Linked DNA regions of Homo sapiens: region 1 is linked to region 2. The links are chromatin loops, found by intact Hi-C in ENCODE. Cell type or tissue: B cell. All regions are shown on one strand. Links, peaks and the distances in the headings refer to the core of each region. The heading gives the core; the rest is flanking DNA.

Evidence for each region. Peaks named below come from ENCODE experiments on the same cell type or tissue, not always from the same donor. Only the 100,000 strongest peaks of a DNase experiment are listed, where the experiment ranks them.
Region 1: a loop joins it to region 2, with 14 times the contacts of the local background. A loop is called at or near these places in 2 of 110 quality-filtered maps.

The regions. Positions count from the first base shown.
Region 1 is chr2:26,964,834-26,974,969 of GRCh38, reverse strand. MAPRE3 (microtubule associated protein RP/EB family member 3) reads right to left here and starts at 4,333. Exons shown (of 7, transcript NM_012326.4): 1 at 4,168-4,333. LOC124905979 (a long non-coding RNA gene) reads left to right here and starts at 9,898. Exons shown (of 3, transcript XR_007086251.1): 1 at 9,898-9,971. RefSeq lists a silencer at 4,119-4,448. In B cell, for the core only: no CTCF peak of the experiment used is centred there; DNase peaks (open chromatin) are centred at 3,529 and 4,539; H3K4me3 peaks cover 1,407 bases; H3K27ac peaks cover 709 bases; H3K27me3 peaks cover 565 bases.
Region 2 is chr2:26,782,674-26,792,501 of GRCh38, reverse strand. It overlaps CENPA (centromere protein A), which reads right to left and starts at 6,446. Exons shown (of 5, transcript NM_001809.4): 1 at 6,206-6,446; 2 at 262-371. The coding sequence starts at 6,305. RefSeq lists enhancers at 5,665-5,714, 5,775-5,824, 6,915-7,014, 7,276-8,045 and a silencer at 6,155-6,264. In B cell, for the core only: CTCF peaks have their summits at 6,558 and 6,829; DNase peaks (open chromatin) are centred at 5,621 and 6,581; H3K4me3 peaks cover 1,763 bases; H3K27ac peaks cover 448 bases.

The DNA.
Region 1 (10,136 bases), core at 1,772-6,771, 190 kb before region 2:
CAAATACCGAGAGGGGTGCTGAGAGATGGGGGCTACAAAACTGAGAGTCCAAGATGGACCTAAATCACGAAACAATTTTGAAACCATTATTTGCTATTTTATGCTTTAGTCAATATAAAATAATCATTGCTATTTCTTATGAAGCAAGCACTCTACATACTCCCTTTCATTTAATCTTCACAACAACCCTGTAAAACAGATAGTTATTATTCCAGGGTTATAAATGAGGAAACTGGCATTCAGAGGTAACATAACTCACCCAAGGCCACACAGCCAGGAGATGGCTGGATGGGGATCTGAACTCAAGTCTGCCTGCTTCCAGAGGTCAGGCTGCCTCCGCGCTTCCCAAGGAGAGGGTTTAGAAGTCCTTATGGCTCCCAGAAACTACAAAAGGTTCCATTCTGAGAGGTGGAAGATAAGCCCGCAGCTGCCCAATGTGCACGCTCCTCCTCTCAGCCCCATCTGCCTCTCCACCTTGCTTTCTGGAATGCGGCAGTCTCACAGATAAGAAGTAGAAAAGACTTCAAATACCCAACTTCACATTTGCTTTTCTGTTAGTTGATGCAAATTAAAAAAAGAAAGACCTTCCTGAAGTCAGAATGTGTGATAAAAAATATTATTTTTAAAGTGGCAAGAATAAATATTTAGTTAGACAGTTTGACACAAAATTTTGCCTGGCTGTGCAGCATCTCAGATGACAAAACAAGCCCTTGCCTACAGGGCTAATTACGGACTACTAAATTATTTTTATTAAAACCCTTTGGAACATTATGAGGGATGAGGCAATGTGGTGTTGAAGAATAACTCTAGTCTGGAAATCTGGAGATCTAATCCTGACTCAGCCACTAATAACCACCAACATTCATCTGCCTAGTGTACACAGTTTACAAAGTGTTTTTACATACGTTCTGCATGGGTTGGGTGACCTTAGGTAAGTCATTTAACTCTTGGTGTCTTGTGTCAACTTTAGAAATGAGGGCATTAAACTATACCATCTGGGGTCACCTCCAGTGCTAACATCCTAAGCGAGGGAGACATGTGCCTTGGGACCTTTACAAATGTATCTGTAAGCAAATCAGGGCAGATGCATTCTGTTTTAAAAAACTATATTTTCTGGCCAGGCGCGGTGGCTCACGCCTGTAGTCCCAGCACTTTGGGAGGCCGAGGCGGGTGGATCATGAGGTCAGGAGATGGAGACCATCCTGGCTAACAAGGTGAAACCCCGTCTCTACTAAAAATACAAAAAATTAGCCGGGCGCGGTGGCGGGCGCCTGTAGTCCCAGCTACTCGGGAGGCTGAGGCAGGAGAATGGCGTGAACCCCGGGAAGCGGAGCTTGCAGTGAGCCGAGATTGCGCCACTGCAGTCCGCAGTCCGGCCTGGGCGACAGAGCGAGACTCCGTCTCAAAAAAAAAAAAAAAAAAACTATATTTTCTGTTCGGCTTCTGACAAATGTTACTCGGCTAAATTCAGGAATAGCTCATAAGACGTTTGCTGCCAGTTAGTTGGCTCAGTTTCTGGAGAGTACCACATTAAGACCCTGGGTTGGATTCTCATATGGGAACTTTCCTCCGTTCAATAGCCTCCTACTATGCCTAACTCCAGCCAGTCATCTTACAAATACAACCCCACAATGTGTGCTGGCGTGCAGGAAGGACTAGAAGAAACTCAGCTTCACAATGCATGCACTCTCAGGACGGTAGGTCAGAAACGGCATCATCACACAGGAATACTATCAATAGCATTCTTTCTCAGTTCCAAGATTCACAAATCCCTCCCTCAAGTCTTGCCATTTCCCGAGGGTTTTAATGTTTCTAAAATGAGGATGCACCTTGGAATCAGCATATATATTTTGATCTGGTAGCATTAGATTATTTTACCTAAAAGCTATTGGTAAATTGCTGGTGTGTCTTAGAATCAAGAATACAGTCCTACAAAACCTCAATACCATTACATAGATTTAGGTCTAACTTGGTTCAAATCATGTCCCTCTCCTTGATCTTAACAATTACATTCAGCAACAGCTGGATAGGCAATGTATAAGACAAGTATTAGTCCTGTTTCCTCATAGTAGCAGTTTAAAAGGCATTCCATCATTATCTCATAAAACACTGGTATGGATTTCAAAGGCAAATTAATCCATATAAAAACTACTCTGATCCTCTGAAAATGTACTATCCCATAGCAAACTGGAAAGGAACATTTTACTTACACCCTCCTGATCTATCTAGCCTTGACACATTTTCTTCCTCCTTAATTCACAACCCTCCACCCCAGTAATATCGCTGATTCCCAAAATACACTCAGCCCAGGAGGAGCAGCTCTCCAGTACAGCTGTCTGCTCCTGCCCTGCTCGGGTATTTTGGTGAGCTATGTGACACAGGACCACACAGAAGGAATGCCACTCTCAGGCCCCACAGTTCCCACTGCACCACAGGCAGGTGCATCCCACCAAACCCCAGTCTGGCATTCGAAACAGAAGAAACTGCCCTGCTGGATGGGGGCTATAGTTTTCCTGAACTTCATCTCTATGTTTAAAACTAGGGCGACAGCCGTCTTGGCTACTGTAAACTAATCTGATGGGCATGGGGGCAGGGAGTGGCTATGAGGAGGCTGCCAATAGGCCATGATTGAGCAAAGTAAAGAGTGAAATAGTTATTTCTCATTGTTTGCAACCCCGGAAACTCCAAATGAGTGGCTCCTTCACCATGATTTTTAGAAATGGACCATGCGTTCCTTTTACCATCTGGAGTAAAAATCCCAAAGCCTCTTGTGCGGTAGATCTGGCTTATATTTACACGTGCTTTCTAAAAGCACACTGAAATTTGGAAGCCAAATAAAAAAGAAGCTGACAATGAGGTCATATAGTAGTTAGGGGCCCTCAAGTTGAGACATGTTTATTAAGAGTTTCTGGCTCTGGGCACTAACTCTGACTTCAACTCAGTTCTTCTGGAAAAAGAAAACTGTTTGGGACCCTCTTCTATTCCAAGAACAGGGACTGCAAGATGGGCAGGTGGAGGGGTAGCAAACATAACCCAGGGAATTGTCCAAATATGCTAGAACCCCTATCTGGTGACAGCCCCACAAAGACACACAGCTGGAGGAGGCACAGTGTACAGGCCTCACACCTACACCATGGAGAAGCTTCGATTTTTCTCCTTCCTCTCAACTCTGCACACGTTATGTTAAAAACTCACTACTATCCAATTAGTTAATTTACAGGAATCCAAGATCAAGTCCTGCCACAGCCCCTTCATATATAAACAGTAAGCACTTCCTATGGATGGTATCAGGCCTTTTTCCAAACCTCACATTATACCAGGGTTGTAGTGCGATTTAAAAAAAAAAAAAAGCATTTTAAAGAGTTCCGCAAGATGCTTATTCACAACACCACACCGGAAGCGCAGGAACTTGGAGCTCCCAAACGCAACCTCTTCTCCCTTCCCTCCACTACTTCTACTCCCCGCTCCGCAACACCGGCCGGGCAGTAGCTCAGCCCACTAGAAGGCCACCAGGCACTAGCCGCGTTCATTAAACGCTAGATGATCACGATGGGGCTGAACCCTTCCCAGCCAAATCTATTCGGAAAGCCCTGCAAGCTCTGAGCAGCCAGTGAGAACTGTCCAGACCTGCTTCCCCAAACCAGCCAGGCAGGAGCGTGTGGGGAAGAAACCCGAGGCCCCCAGGCTGGGCCTGGCCCGATGTTCCCCCTCCCCCAAGTCTCCCCTCGCTCTCCTGTCACTCTTTTTCTGGCACATCACTGGGGAGATCCAGAGAGGCCGGGAGATGTCAGGCCTAGGAGGAGTGAGGAGGAGGGAGAAGGGATAAGGGCGGACGGGAGGTAGTTTGGAGAAAATATCAGCCCAGGGCAGAGGTGCGGTGGCCACGTCTAGTGGGGAAGGAGCCTCAAGGTGGACCCGGAGAGACGGAGGGAAGGGGAGGGGAGGGAAGGGGAGGGGGAGTGGCTGGGGAGGCCGGGCCGCCAAGGCCGGAGGGAACCCGGCGACAGGGATGGAGGGGGTTGACCGGCGCGGGGAAGGCGCGGTCGGGATGCGGGAGTGCGGGTGGGGAGGCAGGGGCGGGGGGAGCCCGGTTCCCCTCCCCCAGCCCGGGCCCTGGCCTCCCGCTGACTCAGCCCCACGGCGTCCGTCGCCTCGGCCCGGACTCACAGTGCACGAGGCGGCTCCGGCGGAGGCGGAGGGGGAGGGGACAGGTGGCGGGGGCGCTGCGGCAGAGGCTGCGGCTCCGGCCGGCGGCTCCGGGGCGGAGGGTCCTCGCTGAGGCCGCCGCGGTCTCCGGCTTCAACGCACAGAGACTGCGGGGGACGAGGGCACTGCGCAGGCGCGATGCGGCCGCCGCTGTCAGTCCGAGCGGGGCGGGGCCAGGGCACCCGCCGTCTCCAAGGCAACTGAGCCGCGGGAGGACAGCCCCTACCTCCACCTTGCCTTAGCGATTGCGGCGGGAGGCGGGGGGCGACAGGAACAGGCCCACTGCGTTGCCGTAGCAACGAGGAGAAGAGACCGCTTCAGACGTGTGCGGCGGTACCGAGGGAACGCGCCTACCTCGTCACCATAGCAACTGGGAACAGCCCCTTCCTTTTTCCCTGGCAACAGGGTAACAATCCCTCCGCCCTGTCTCATCACAGGAGGAACAACCGTGTGCACCTGATTTCAGTAGCTGGATGACGGATTTTCATCTTTTATGGCTACGGAAAAGGAAAAAGAGACGTTTTCTTCTCTTTCAGCGACATGGAAGAGCTAAGGCTGGGTTTTATCTCCTCTCTTGGTGTGTGGGTTCCAATCACAGTCTTTTTCTCTAATTCCCAAATTCATTTTTTTTTCTTTTTTTTTGGGACGGAGTTTCACTCTTGTCGCCCAGGCTAGAGTGCACTGGCGCGATCTTGGCTCACTGCAACCTCTGCCTCCTGGGTTCAAGCAATTCTCCTGCCTCAGCCTCCCGAGTAGCTGGGATTACAGGCGTGCGCCACAATGCCTGGCAAAGTTTTTGTATTATTAGTAGAGACAGGGGTTTCATCATGTCGGCCAGGCTGGTCTCGAACTCCTAACCTCAGGTGATCCACCTGCCTCGGCTTCCCAAAGTGGTGGGATTACAGGCGTGAGACACCGCGCCCGGCCCAATTTTTTTCTACCTGTTTTAAACATCCCCTTTCATCTCCTACCAGAGAGTGTGCCCTTTACCCTTAAATCGAGCTAACGAAATCGTCTATCCACAGACCACTTGAGTTTTTGTCAGCCTTATTGTCTCTCTCCCATTGCAAGGATAAACACCTCATTTCTTCATCTTGCTCACTATCTGGTTTGCAGTCCACTTCCTCATAACTAGCTCCCTCTGACATGTCCATTCGTTTTCCCGAATTTCCTCCTCCAAGCATGCTGTTATGGATCTCCTCGGTTCTTCTGGATCTCCCTTTCCTCTCCACACTTGCTGTCCTTGTCCAGCACTGCTCTGCCCGGGGCTCCAGTATGTTCTTTCCCCCTGTGACTTCAGCATCTTGGTTCTCTTTGTGCTGATGTCTTCTGGCTCTTCCTCCCTCAGCCCTGATTCCCATGGATGCCTTGAGGTCACCTTTGTACCAACCCTGTACATTCCTCCTTTCTTACACACACCTTACACTATCGTCATTTGTTTACGTGTCTGTGTCTCCAGACTATGTGACCCTGGTGGGCAGGAATTCTGTCTTTTTCATCAGCTCCCTCAGCATCCACCACAGCATGTGACACATAGCAGATTCTGAGAAATGCTTATGTAATTGAATCAAATGAAGACAAATCTTTTCCTTCTTCTTTTCTCTGGCCTAACTGCCTCAGAGTCCCAGTCCCCATTTCTAATACCTTTACACATAGTTTGTCTTTTAGTACTATGCTACTATTATAAGTCTTTCATCTCCTTAGCTTTCCATCCTGTTAATTGAGACTCTGGCATTCTCTATTTCCTGAATCCTCGCCTCTAGCTCTTCTCTCTTCTACACTATCCCAAATGTTTCTACTAAGGTAAATTTCCTCACTGGGTACCAACCCCGTGACTCCCATACCCTCCATAATCAGCGTAAGCTCTTCACACCTAACCATCCTGATCATCCCCTAACCAGCTCTAATCAAGCCTTCTTGGTGAACGTTACTGGATTCTGCTGGGCTTGTTGACATGCCAGAGATGCAGCATTCTCTTCAAACAACTCAAAAGCAAGAGCTCACAACCTAGCATTCTCTTCCAAATCTCCCTGTCTAGCTCCCACAGATTCCGCCGCAGGACTATTGGTGCCAAAGCACCCCAACTAAGCCCATTTTCTTGGGGAAAAAAGAAGAAAGTTACAAATAGAGTAAGTAAGAAAAGAGAGGGGACACAGCATATCCTCTCTTCTTCCACCTAAAGCAATTATCAGAAAGGAGAGAGCTCTTTGTAGACAATAATTCCCAAAACAAATCAAGGGGTTAGGAGAGTAAAAACCCAGGCTACACTTTTTTCTAGCCACAGAGTTGGACAACTGGAGCTGTTTCTAACTGCATCTGCAGGGTATCTGGGTGTCACCAAGGCAATAGGGAAGTCGCACGCTCAGTTTATCTTGCTTTCCCATTCTGAAGTTCCAGCTCAGCTTCATTGTTACAGGTATAGACTTGGGTGGTGTAGACTGTCCTGAGTAATCCTGAGAAGAAGCTATGATCCTTGTAACCCCACCCCTTTGTCATACACAAGGTAGAGGACCATTCTACAAAGAGTTCCTATATACCCTTCACCCAGATTCTCTACATATTAACATTTTACTATGTGCCATTAACTATTGCTACAAAATGAATCACTCCAATTCAGTGGTTTAAAGCAACAACCATTTCGTTATCTCTATTTCTGTGGGATGGGAATTCAGAAAGCCCGCAGTTGGATGGTTCTAGCTCAAGGTGTGAGTCAGAAGGTGGCTGAAACTTAAACAGCAGGGTGCTTGCTGGACGACTTTTTATGTTGTCTTAGTGCTTATAGATCATTTGTGTAATTTCTTTGCACGAATGTCTAGTCAAGTCCTTTGTCCATTTTTGAATCGGACCGTTTGTTTATTGTTGTTGAGTTTTAGGATTTCTCTATATATTCTGGATATAAATCCCTTATCAGATAATATATGATTTGCAAATTATTATTATTGTTATTGTTATTATTATTTTGGGCCAGAGTCTTGCTCTGTCACCCAGGCTGGAGTGCAGTGGCACGATCTCAGCTCACTGCAACTTCCACCTCCCAAGTTCAAACGATTCTCACGCCTCAGCCTCCCGAGTAGCTGGAACTACAGGCATGCACCACCACACCTGGCTAATTTTTGTATTTTTAGTAGAGACAGGATTTCGCCATGTTGGCCAGGCTGGTCTCAAACTCCTGACTTCATGTGATCCACCTGCCTCGGCCTCCCAAAGTGCTGGGATTAATGGCTTGAGCCACCCACCACACCCAGCCCCAGGACAGTTTTCTAATACTGTTAATTCCACTTCTTTAGCTTGTTTGTTTGTTTAAGACAGGGTCTTGCTCTGTTGCCCAAGCTGGAGTACAGTGGCGTGATCACGGCTCACCTACAGCCTTGACATGCTGGGCTCAAACAATCCTCCCACCTCAGCTTCCCAAGTAGCTGGGACCACAGGGGTGTGCCACCACACCTGGCTAATTTTCTTTTAGATTCTTTTTTTTTGTAGAGATGAGGTCTCGCTATGCTGCCCAGCCTGGTCTCAAACTCCTGGGCTCAAGCAATCCTCCAGCCTTGGCCTCCCAAAGTGTTGGGATTACAGATGTAAGCCCAGGGCCTGACCCTAATTCCACTTGTTGTTGTTGTCTTTGAGACAGGGTCTTGCTCTGTCACCCAGGCTGGAGTGCAGTGGTGTGATCATAGCTCACTGTAGCCTAGACTTCCTGAGCTCCAGTGATCCTCCCACCTCAGCCTCCTACATAGCTGAGACCATAGGCATGTGGCACATGCCAGCTAATTTTTGTGTTTTTAGTAGAGACAGGGTTTCACCATGTTTCCCAGCTGGTCTAGAACTCCCAAGCTCAAGTGATCCACCCACCTTGGCCTCCCAAAGTGCTAGGATTACAGGCGTGAGCCACCGTGCCTGGCCTCCACTTCTTAAATGCCTCTCAAAACTCTTCCCTTCTTTATCTGCTTCACCTTTACCATCTCTTGCCTGGGTTACTGCAGAGCTTCCCGCCTGCTCTCTCTGCCTTCAGCCTCTCTCATCTCCAATCCATTCTTTACACCATTGTCAGAAGGCTCTTTCTAGAAATAAATCTTATCACATAACTATCCTGCTTAAATCCCTATGGCTGTCCTCAGACCTGCTGAAGCAACTTCCGGGATGGGGGATTCATGTAAGGAAACAGGGCGGAAGAAATATAGAATAGATTATCTTCCTCATTTTTTTTTTTTTTTTGACCCAGGCTGTCATGCAGTGGTGCGATCTTGGCTCACTGCAGCCTCTGCCTCCCGAGTTCAAGCAATTTTCCCACCTCAGCCTCCCAAGTAACTGTGACTACATGTGTGAGCCACCACGCCCAGCTAATTTTTGTATTTTTTGGTAGAGATGGGGTTTCACCATGTTGGCCAGGCTGGTCTCGAATTCCTGACCTCAAGTTATCCTCCCACCTTGGCCTCCCAAAGTGCTGGGATTACAGGCACGAGCCACTGTGCCTGGCCCTCATTTGTTTTTTTGAAGTAGGGTCTTGCTCTGTTGCCCAGGCTGGAGTGCAGTGGTGTGATCATGGCTCACTGCACCCTTGAACTCCTGGGCTCAAGCGACCCTCCTGTCTGGGTCTCGAAAAACACTGGATAACAGGTGTCAGCCACCAGGCCTGACCTCTTGAATTTTATTTATAATAAATACATCTTTAAACGTAATCTTTAAATTTTATTTAGAGATTCAGAAAATATTTATCTTATTTTAATTTTAAATGTATTTTTATTTATTTATTAAGGTAAACATTTTTATATTAAAACAAACAGACATAAGATGGAGTAGAATATAAGAATCACATGATTTCAAAGACAAGACCTTTAAAGAGAGTTTGAGCTCAACATGGGCTGCCCTCTATTCCCATGCCTGTGTTATCCACTGCCTTGGGGTACTTTAAGTGGAAAAGTTTGAGAAACATTGGCTTAAAGGATATAAAACTTCAGACATCTTCACATGGTGGACAAGCTCTACTACAATCTGGCCCCTACCAACCATTTCCCCTTCACCTTCTACTCCTTTTGTACCCTATCCCCTACTCCAACTTTTATAGTTCTTGCAGTTGGCCAAGCAAGTGGTTTTGTTTTGTGGCTGAGCCTGCCTTGCAGGGTTGCCCTTCCTTTCCCTTCATCAGGCAAACTTGGACTCATTCTCCAAGACCAGCTTTTGTGTCACCAACTTGGTGGCATGGTCATGGGCCTCCCCCAGAGAACCGACTTGCTCTTTCTTTTTTCTTTTTTCTTTTTGAGACAGAGTCTCGCTCTGTCGCCCAGGCTGGAGTGCAGTGGCACAATCTTGGCTCACTGCAACCTCCACCTCCTGGGTTCGAGCGATTCTCCTGCTTCAGCCTCCCGAGTAGCTGGGACTACAGGTGTGCACCACCACGCCCGGCTAATTTTTATATTTTTGGTAGAGATGGGCTTTCACCATATTGGTTAGGATGGTCTTAAACTCCTGACCTCGTGATCCTCCCGCCTCAGCCTCCCAAAGTGCTGGGATTACAGGCGTGAGCCACCGCGTCCGGCCCCTACTTGCTCTTTCTCCTTGGTACCGGGTCCATTCTTTGTTATGGTTCCCCTTTGCCTTCAGTTATTATGCTTATCCCCATGTTTCCCCATAGGAGGGCCTCACACTCAAAGACCATATCTTATCTACCTTTGTATTCTTAGCACCTTGTACTTTGCATTCTTAACATCTTGGAGTAAAATCACCCAAGCAAGTTGAAAAAAATCTGATCCTTCTGCACTTTCCCCAAGGTAAGTGGGCAAACCAGAGGAGTCTAAGAGGGTGGATTAACTCTGTGAGTTGCGGGGCTAGAGTTTAGATTGGAGCAAGCAAGCCTGCCCTGCCCCGGCTGTGAGGTGGAGACAGGAAGGTGCTGTAAAGTTGGTAATTGTTACCAACTGCATTCATTATTCATT
Region 2 (9,828 bases), core at 4,644-9,643:
CTAAGGTGGACAAACGAGAGAGTTCCTATTTATACAGTCAAAAACTACAGTTTTAAAAAGGTAGTAGAGGTTAGAAATCAATTCCATAAAGAATTACAAGGTGCTCTTGGAGGGCTCATGTTTTCAGAAAAGAATCCCCTACCAGGTTACAAAAGAGGTCCCTTGGCCAGTTAGTTAAGAGACAGTAGGGTCCCTAATACCTGGGAAAATTTAAAAAAAGGAGGGTGGCATAGGGGTTGGTGGGAAGCTCCCGGAGCTTACCAGGCGGCTGAAGGGCAGCTTCCTTATCAAGAGGTGTGTGCTCTTCTGAAGCTTTCGGATCTCCTTTAGCCAACCTTGTCTCCGCCGACTGTGTTGATGGGAGGAAGCGCCTGAGCAAAAGAAAGGTAAGTTCAGTGGAAAATAGGTGGTGCCTCGCAGCTTGGCTGAGTCAGGTAAGCTGTCAAATTGCTAGACTATATCTATGTGCCTACCCTCCACAGAGCAGGGATTTTTGTCTGTTTTATTAGGTTGCTGCAAAAGTCATTGCAGTTATGGCAAAAACCACAATACTTTTGCACCAACCTGATATATAGTAATTTTGCTGCTATCTTCAGCAATTAGAAAATAGCAGATAGGTGCTAAATAAACATTTGTTAAATGAATGAGTGAATGATCCTCTGCAGTTGATTTTAAATGCTAACTCTTCCATGAAGTCTTTCCCGAATCCTGATCCTTCCAAACAGATGGGTGACCGCCCTCCTCTGGGCTTTGCAGGACTTTGTACAAGTCTTAGATCTTTCCCACCTAGATTGGAAGCTCAGTTATTTTGGTTTTAGATTTTTTGTTGGTTTGTTTTTTACAGCTGGAAAGAATCTGAGAGACTAGTACAATTCCCTTGTCTTGATCATCCTGAGGCCCAGCGAGGTGAAGATGGTTGGCCAGCCCTCATTAGTGGCCAAGCTGAGACCTGTGTAAGGTGTGGCCTAACTCAGTGTCAGTGTCAGGCACCTGGGCTGTGGAGACAGAGCCTTTGGCTCAAATCCTGGTTCCAACAAGAACAAAAAAGAAAATAATTTTAAAAACATTCCCAAAAGTAGGAATCAAAAAAGCCAAATTCTCTAATTGGAAATTAAAAACTCATGAATCAAAAACCAGTTTCTTCTAACTAACCTGTGTTGAAGAGGAAACTTAATTGAAATTAGACTATTTGGAAATGAATAACAATAAAAAGCCCATATCCCAAAACTTATGAGATACAGCCAAAATAGTACTAGAGGAAAATGCATAGCCTTAAAGTGTTCCTATTAGAAAACAAGAACACTAAAAGGTATCTGAGCCAAGCAGTCAAATTAAGTATTACAGAGTTATTAAAGTAAACCAAAACAAGATAGAACAAAAGAAATATTAGAAAATAAGTTAGTGAAAATAAAGTTAAAGAAAAAACAGCACAGTTGCTCCATAATTACAACCAAGGATCAAGATGAGTGAACATCTGATAAGTTGAACAAACAAAATACAAAAATAACATGTTGACGGATAAAATTGTTTCAGAAATGTTATTCAGGATCCAGCCAAGCAAAGAGACTCTACACCAAGTTCGATAGAAGGCATTTAATACAATAAACTAATCACGAAGTGTTAGAAGAGCTGCAAGAGCAAGTAGGGTAGGTGAGACAATCCAGAGATGGCCTGTGCCAGGCAGCCAGCAGAGGAGACCATCCCTGGGTGAGGCTAGAGAACACAGGCCAATGAAACAGGGCAGTGTCCAGAAGACTGATAACATTTAAAACTGGGAAGACCCATGCCCAGGAGAAAAACTACTGACACCTCCCTCCCTCCCCACCACCAGTTGGCAATCCAGTCACTGGAGGCAGTCTTTAATAAACAGACATAGGGCTGGGTGCGGTGGCTCACGCCTGTAATCCCAGCACTTTGGGAGGCCAAGGTGGGTCAATCACCTGAGGTCAGGAGTTCGAGACCAGCCTGATGAACATGGAGAAACCCATCTCTACTAAAAATACAAAAATTAGCCGGGCATGGTGGCAGGCACCTGTAATCCCAGCTACTTGGGAGGCTGAGGCAGGAGAATTGCTTGAACCCAGGAGATGGAGGTTGCAGTGAGCCAAGCTCGCACCACTGTACTCTAGCCTGGGCAACAAGAATGAGACTGTGTCTCAAACAAAAATATATAAATAAATAAAATAAAATAAAAAAATAAACAAGACATAGCATTCACAGAAAATTTGAAGATGAACACAACTAAAGATCACCCAACAATTTAAGAAGGCCAATACCATGAAAGAAAGGAACCAAACTCAACAAACAAAATAGCCAATACCAGAGGAAATTGAGTTAATAGAGAAAAGAAATAGAAACTTTGAGAGAAAAATGGTTAATGAACTCAGAGAGGTAACAGAGATATGAAATCCATGACCCAAGAACAAGTGGTTATGAAAAGTAACCAATTAGAGAGATCATGGAAAAGAACTGGGATCAAAAATTTAGTAGCTGGGTCTTGAAATGCCAACATGAGGAGATGGAATTTAATCCTACTGTAATAAGAAGCCAGGGAAGAGTTTTATGCAGGATAGAGATGTGGAAGGTCATTCCAGCTGCTGTGTAAGGAAAGAAGTAGAAAGGGACAGAGTGGAAGTGGAGTGGCAGCTGATTAGGAGGCTCTCACAGTTGCTCGAGAGCTGCTGGTAGCTTGGACTAGGCTAGTGGGAGCAGAGATGGTGAAAATGGAGTGATTAAGGATGCAGTTTGGAAGTAGAATTATCTGGACCTGCATTTGTATTGGAGACGGGGGTCTCCCAGGCTTGTGGTTTGAACAACTGGGTGGGTAGTTGTGCCATTTACTGAAATGGGGAAGCTGAGGATGAAGGGGCTGGAGGGGAGTAACCAGAAGTTCAGTTTTGGGTGTGTTAAGTTTAACATAACCAAGAGCCTTCAGGTAGAAAGGCAGTTAGATATAGGTATCTGGGGTCAGAGGAGAGATCCAGGTATACAGATATTTGAGAGCTGTCAATGTATGAGTGGGATTTAGAGCCACGGAGGAGATGAGACCACCTAGGGAGGGGGTAGAAAGGAAAAGGATGTCAAGGAAGTCCAACATCAAGGAGCCGAGGGAGGCAGCACAGGCAGTAGAGAACACCAAGCAGAACTGCCAGAGTGCACAGTGGCATGGAAGCCAAGGGAACAGAACGCTTCAAGGAGAAAGAGGCCCACTGCGTCAAATGCTTCTGAGACACAGTAAGAACACAGACCCACCTACTGGATTTGGCACTACAAAAGGTGCTAGTGACCCTGACAGGAGTAGTTCAAGCAGATTAGAAGTGGGGGTAGTGGTTGTGGGGAGTCAGATTGGAGTGGGTTGTAGGGTCACTAGGAAGGGAGGAATCAGATGCAATGTATGTGGACCTAACAAGTCTGGCTATTTTAAAAGGACAGCTATGAAGGGAAGTAGAGGGAAATGGGAGGTATAGGGAAGTGAGAATGTGGGGTCAAGGAAACACTCCTGCCCTTTCTCTTAAGATCGTAAATACGGCCAGGCGCAGCGGCTCAGGCCTGTAATCCCAGCACTCTGGGAGGCCAAGGTGGGCGGATCACTTGAGGTTGGCAGTTGGAGACCAGCCTGACCAACATGGTGAAACCCCGTCTCTACTAAAAACACAAAATTAGCCGGATGCGGTGGTGCATGCCTGTAATCCTAGCTACTCGGGAGGCTGAGGCAGGAGAATCGCTTGAACCCGGGAGGTAGAGGTTGCGGTAAGCCGAGATCACGCCGTTGCTCTCCAGCCTGGGCAACAAGAGGGAAACTCCGTCTCAAAAACAAAAACAAAAACAAAACAAAACAAAACATCATAAATACTAGAGCATATGTGCCGATGCCAGTGTGAAGTGTCTGGATTTATCTAAGCACAGGTAGAAAGCTCCTCTGTAGGTGAAAGAAGGATATGACCAAGACCCCATGTAGAAGGAAGGGCTTTGATAGGAAGGGGGACACCTAGTCAAGGCCATTATTGGCTAAGAGTGAGTGGGGGGAATGGAGCTGTAGGAAGTCGAGGAGGGAGAAAAAGGTATGAAATAGTCATGGGGAGAATGGAAAAGCAAGAATTCCAGACAAAGGCCAGGCACGATGGCTGTTTTTTTTTTGTTCTGTAGAGACAAAACAATTTGTCTCTACAAAAAAGGTTTAAAAATAGTCAAGCATGGTGGTGCAGGTCTGTCATCCTAGCTATTCAGGAGGGTGAAGCAGGAGGACTGCATGAGCCCAGGAGGTCAAGGCTGCAATGAACCAAGATAGCACCACTGCACTACAGCCTGGATGACAAGAGTGAGACTCTGTCTCGAAAATTGAAGAAAGAATACCAGACAAAGGTGGTAGGACTGCCAAGAAGTGTTGACTGCCCATTTGAGATAAACCTTCCATTTAACCAGGAGTAGAAGGATGCTTCTACCTTGGAAAGCAACAGCAAACATCATACTTAATATTCCTGTTAAAATTACAAACAAGACAAAGATGACCAAAACACCACTCTTAGTGAGTCTCAGGGCCTTACTAGTACCATACAATAATAAATAAAATGTGTAGAAATGAAAACGGAAGATTCAAAAGTTATTTGCAGATGACATAATAGTCTACTTAAAAATTCCAACTGGAGCAACTAAAAACGACTAGGGTGAACGAGAATTCAGCAAGTTGGCTGGAAGCAAAGGTTAAATCCTCGTGTTTTGGGAAAGAAAAAAAATCCCATTCGCAACAGCAACATCTAGAAACAACCTACTCCAGCCTAGGCAACATGGCAAAATCCCACCTCTACTAAAAATACAAAAAATTAGCCGGCATGGTGGCATATGCCTGTAGTCCCAGCTACTCGGGAGGCTGAGCTGGGAGAAGCACCTGAGCCTGGGAAGTTGAGGCTGCAGTGAACCCTCGTGGCATCACTGCACTCCAACCTGGGCGATGGGTCTCAAAAAAAAAACAACAAAAAACCAAAAAGCCGGCCGGGCGCGGTGGCTCACGCCTGTAATCCCAGCACTTTGGGAGACCGAGGTGGGCGGATCACGAGGTCAGGAGATCAAGACCATCCTGGCTAACACGGTGAAACCCTGTCTCTACCAAAAATACAAAAAATTAGCCGGGCGTGGTGGTAGGCGCCTGTAGTCCCAGCTACTCGGGAGGCTGAGGCAGGAGAAGGGCGTGAACCCAGGAGGCGGAGCTTGCCGTGAGCGGAGATCGCGCCACTGCACTCCAGCCTGGGCGACAAAGCCTGACTCCGTCTCCAAAACAAAACAAAAAACCCAAAAAAGCCTGTAGGCACAGTGGCTCATGCCTGCAATCCCAGCACTTTGGGAGGCCCAGGCAGGAGGATCACTTGAGGCCAGGAGTTTGAGACCAGCCTGGGTAACACAGGGAGACCCAGTCTCTACAAAAAGCAATGAAACAAATAAACTACAATACACTTCCCATCTTCCTCATAGCTACGTAGCAAGAGTTAAGAGATAAGTAAAGCAGCTGTTGCCACCATGTACCATACAGGCATCTGCCTCCTCCTGCCGTTGGGTCTCCCATCCACCAGCCCACCATAGACAATTAAGACACAGACTTCGGCCCCTTTTCCCGGACACAAGCTCTGGAAGGCAACAGAGTGAGCAGCGCAGAGGGCCTCGGTTCAAGGCCTAACAGCCTCTCCCGGAAGGGAAAAAAAACCCCTGAAAGACACCTCCTAAGAGGACTCCTGTTTGAAATCGTCACCGAAAGCAGTCAATACTTTTGCAATTTAAAAATGCACAAACACAGAGGATTGGAAATCCCGTGTCCGCCAGAACACCAAGTTGTGTGACTCTGCTCAAGCTCTCTGGCCTGTGCCTCGGCTTTCTCATTAGCTGTAAAATGGGCACAATATGAAGCTGAGATAACGCACGAACAGTGGGAGGCAATGCCTGGTTGGCGGTGGGCGGTGGGCGCTGGGTAACCACTAGTCCTAACAAGAAGACGGCGTTAGGAGCCAAGTGGCTAAGCCGGTCCCTTCCCGCTTTCGGAACCGCCTGCTCCAGCCCCTCGCAGGGCTGGCACCGCCCGTGCCCGGAGCGGATGCCGGACGGCGGAACCGCGTTGTCCCCCAACAGGGAAGTGCCACGGGATCGGGACTCGGGAGATCCGGGCTCCGCCTGCGAGCCTCGGTTTTCTCCTCTTCGAGATGGGGCCGCGGCCGGTTACCTAAGGAGGGGCCCCGCCGGGAGGGGCCGGGGGTCGGGGTCGGGCTCGGGCTGCGCCTCCTCGGGGCCTCGGGCTTTCGGCTCCGGCGGCGCGGGCCCATGACACGCCGCAGAGGGTGCTGGCGCCCGGTCCCACGGCTCCTGCTCGGGCTGCCGGGTCCGGGAGCGAAAGGCTGGCTTCTGGGGAGCCCAGAGAACGCTGTGCCGCGAGCCTCACATGAGCCGGTGCTTGGCAGAAGTCCGCGCCGCTCGCGTTCAAATCGCTCGCTCCGCCCACTTCACGGCCGGCGTTTTTTAAAACCCGAATCCAGCGACTCCCAGTGGCTGACTCTGGAACGCCCCTTACGTAGAGCGACTGCAGGTAGGGCCAATGAGAGTATGCACCGAGACACAAATATAGCGGCGATGATAGGAGGACAGGGGAGACTGATGGTAAAATCAACCAATAGACAACTAAAGAGATGGGGCGGGAAATTCTCCTGCCCCCTGCTTGCCAATCTGGTTGCTGGTCTTTGCGGGACCGTACTGACGTCCTCAGGTGCCCTCCAGTCAAAACACCGAAGCTCAGTTTGGAACGTGGATGGTGTGTTTGTAGAACGTGCTTTCTAGAAAAGTCGCTTTCCTCAAACATTTTATGCTTTGCCTTAGCAACGCAGAGATGGCTTTTAAAGATGAGGAAACAGACCCATAGAGAATGTGACAACCCCGTGTCGTATCTGCGACTCTCCCAGGAACTATCCACAGATATACTCAGAATCCAGTTCAACTGCATAAACTTTGCTGACGCTTGGGGTCGCGGGGACGGCGGGATCGGCGGGGCTTTGAGAATAAGGTCCGGGCAGGGCAGGCCTCGGCACTATAGCAACGCAATCGTCCCAAAAAAATGCTCTCTTCCCTTTGTTGGGGATAATAAAAATTCAAGTCATGTCCCGGTATGTAGAATAAGGGGAATTTTAATTTTCTAAATTTTATTTCTTGCATTTTCTAAATGTTCTACAGTGAACATGTAATCAGGAAAAATGTTATAAAATTAGTGATTTCATGGAACCCTTGTGCATTGCTGGTGGGAGTGTAAAATGCTGCGGCTGCTGTGAAAAATAGTATTGGTGGTTCCTCAAAAAATCAAAAATAGAATTACCAGATGATCCAGTAATTCCACTTCTGGCTAAATATCCAAAAGAATTTAAATATAGCCAGGGACTTGAACAGATATTCTCACACCCATGTTGATAGCGGCATTCTTCACAACAGCCCGAAGGCAGAAACAGCCTGAATACACACCAACAGATGAACGGATAAACAAAATGGGGTGTATACCACAATGTTATTCAGCCTTTAAAAGGAAGGGAATTCTGACACCTGCTGCAACATAGATGAACCTTGAGGACGTTATGCTAAGTGAAATAAAGCAGTCCACCAAGGGACAAATGCTGGGCTGGGGTGCGGTGGTTCATGCCTGTAATCCCAGCGCTTTGGGAGGCCAAGTTGTTCGGAACCACTGAGTTCGAGTTCGAGTCCAACCTGGCCAACATGGCGAAACTCCATCTTGCCGAGCGTGGTGGCTCACGCCTGTAAACCCAGCACTCTGGGAGGCCGAGGCAGGCAGATCACCCGAGGTCAGGAGTTCAAGACCAGCATGGCCAACATGGCGATACCCCGTCTCTACTAAAAATATAAAAATTTGCCAGGTGCTGTGGCTCACGCCTGTAATCCCAGCTACTCAGGAGGCTGAGGCAGAGTTGCTTGAACCTGAAAGGCGGAGGTTGCAGTGAGCCGAAATCATGCCACGGCACTCCAGCCTAGGCGACAAGAGTGAGACTCTGTCTCAAAAAAAAAAAAAAAAAAAAAAGAGAAGGGGAAGGAGAAGGAGGAGAAGGAAGAAAGAAACCCCACCTCTACCAAAGATACACACACACACAAATTAGCCCGGGCGTGCAGATGTATGCCTGTCGCCCCAGCTACTCAGGAGGCTGAGGTGGGAGAATCGCTCGAGTCCAGGAGGTTGAGGCTGAACTGAGCCATGATTGTGGCACTGCACTCCAGCCTGGGCGACAGAGTGGCACCTCTCTCAAAAAAAAAGAAAAAAAAAAAGGACAAGGCCGGGTGTGGTGGCTCATGCCTGTATAATCCCAGCACTTTGGGAGGCTGAGGCCAGTGGATCATGAGGTCAGGAGATCGAGACCATCCCGGCTAACCTGGTGAAAACCCGCTTCTACTAAAAATACAAAAAATTAGCCGGGCGTGGTGGCACGGGCCTGTAGTCCCAGCTACTCGGGAGGCTGAGGCAGGAGAATTGCTTGAACCTAGGAGGGGAAGGTTGCAGTGAGCTGAGATTGTGCCACTGCACTCCAGCCTGGGCAATAGAGCAAGACTCTGTCTCCAAAAAAAAAAAAAAAAAAGGACAAATACTGTATGAGGTACCTGGAATAACGGAACTCATAGAGACAGAAAGTAAAATGGTGGTTGCCAGTGAGTAAGGGAGGAATGGGGAGTTAGTATTTAATAGGTGGGGAGTTTTAGTTTGAGAAGATGAAAAATTCTGGATATGGATGGTGGTGATGGTTGCACAACACTGTGAACGTGCTTAACGCCACTGAACTGTACACTTAAAACTGGTTAAAATGGTAAATTCTATGTTGTGTGTGTGTGTGTATATATATATATATATATATTAACCCCGCCCCACAACCGGGTCTTGCACTATTGTCTAGGCTGGAGTATAGTGGTGCAATCACAGCTAACTGCAGCCTTGAACTGCTGGACTCATGCAATCCTCCCACTTCAGCCTCCTGAGTAGCTGGGACTAACAGGAATGTACCATCACACTTGGCTAATTTTTTTTTTTTTTTTTTTTGAGATGGAGTCTTACTTTGTCACCAGGCTGGAGTGCAGTGGTGCGACCACCACTCACTGCAACCTCTGCCTCCCGGGTTCAAGCGATTCCCCTGCCTCAGCCTTCCAAGTAGCTAGGACTACAGGCGTGTGCCACCACGCCCAAAGTGCTGAGATTACAGGCGTGAGCCACCGCACCCTGCCACTTGGCTGATTTTTTAAAAAACATTTTGTGGTGCCATGGTAACTCTGGCTTATCATATAGCCCTTATTATATAGTCATGTATATATAATAAAGGCATTATACAGTTCCCATGCTTAACAATGGGGATATGCTCTGCGAAATGTGTTGTTAGACGATTTTGTCATTGTGCAATCATAAAGTGTACTTACACAAACCTGGATGGTATAGTGTATCACACACCTTGGCTATATGGTATAGCCTATTGCTCCTAGGCGACAAACCTGTGCAGCATGTTCCTGTACTGAATACTGTAGGCAACTGTAATGCAATGGTATTTGTGTATCTAACATATGTAACCTAGAAAAGGCACAGTAAAAAAACAGTATAAAAAATGGGCTGGGTACACTGGCTCACCCCTGTAATCCTAAAATTTTGGAAGGCCAAGGCAGGAGCATTGTTTGAGCCCAGTAGTTCGAGATCAGTCTGGGCAACGTGGTGAGACCCCATCTCCGCAGGAAATAAAAACAATTAGCTGGGCACGGTGGTGCATGCCTGTAGTGCCAGCTACTCGGGAGGCTGAGGCAGGAGGATCACTTGAGCCCAGGAGT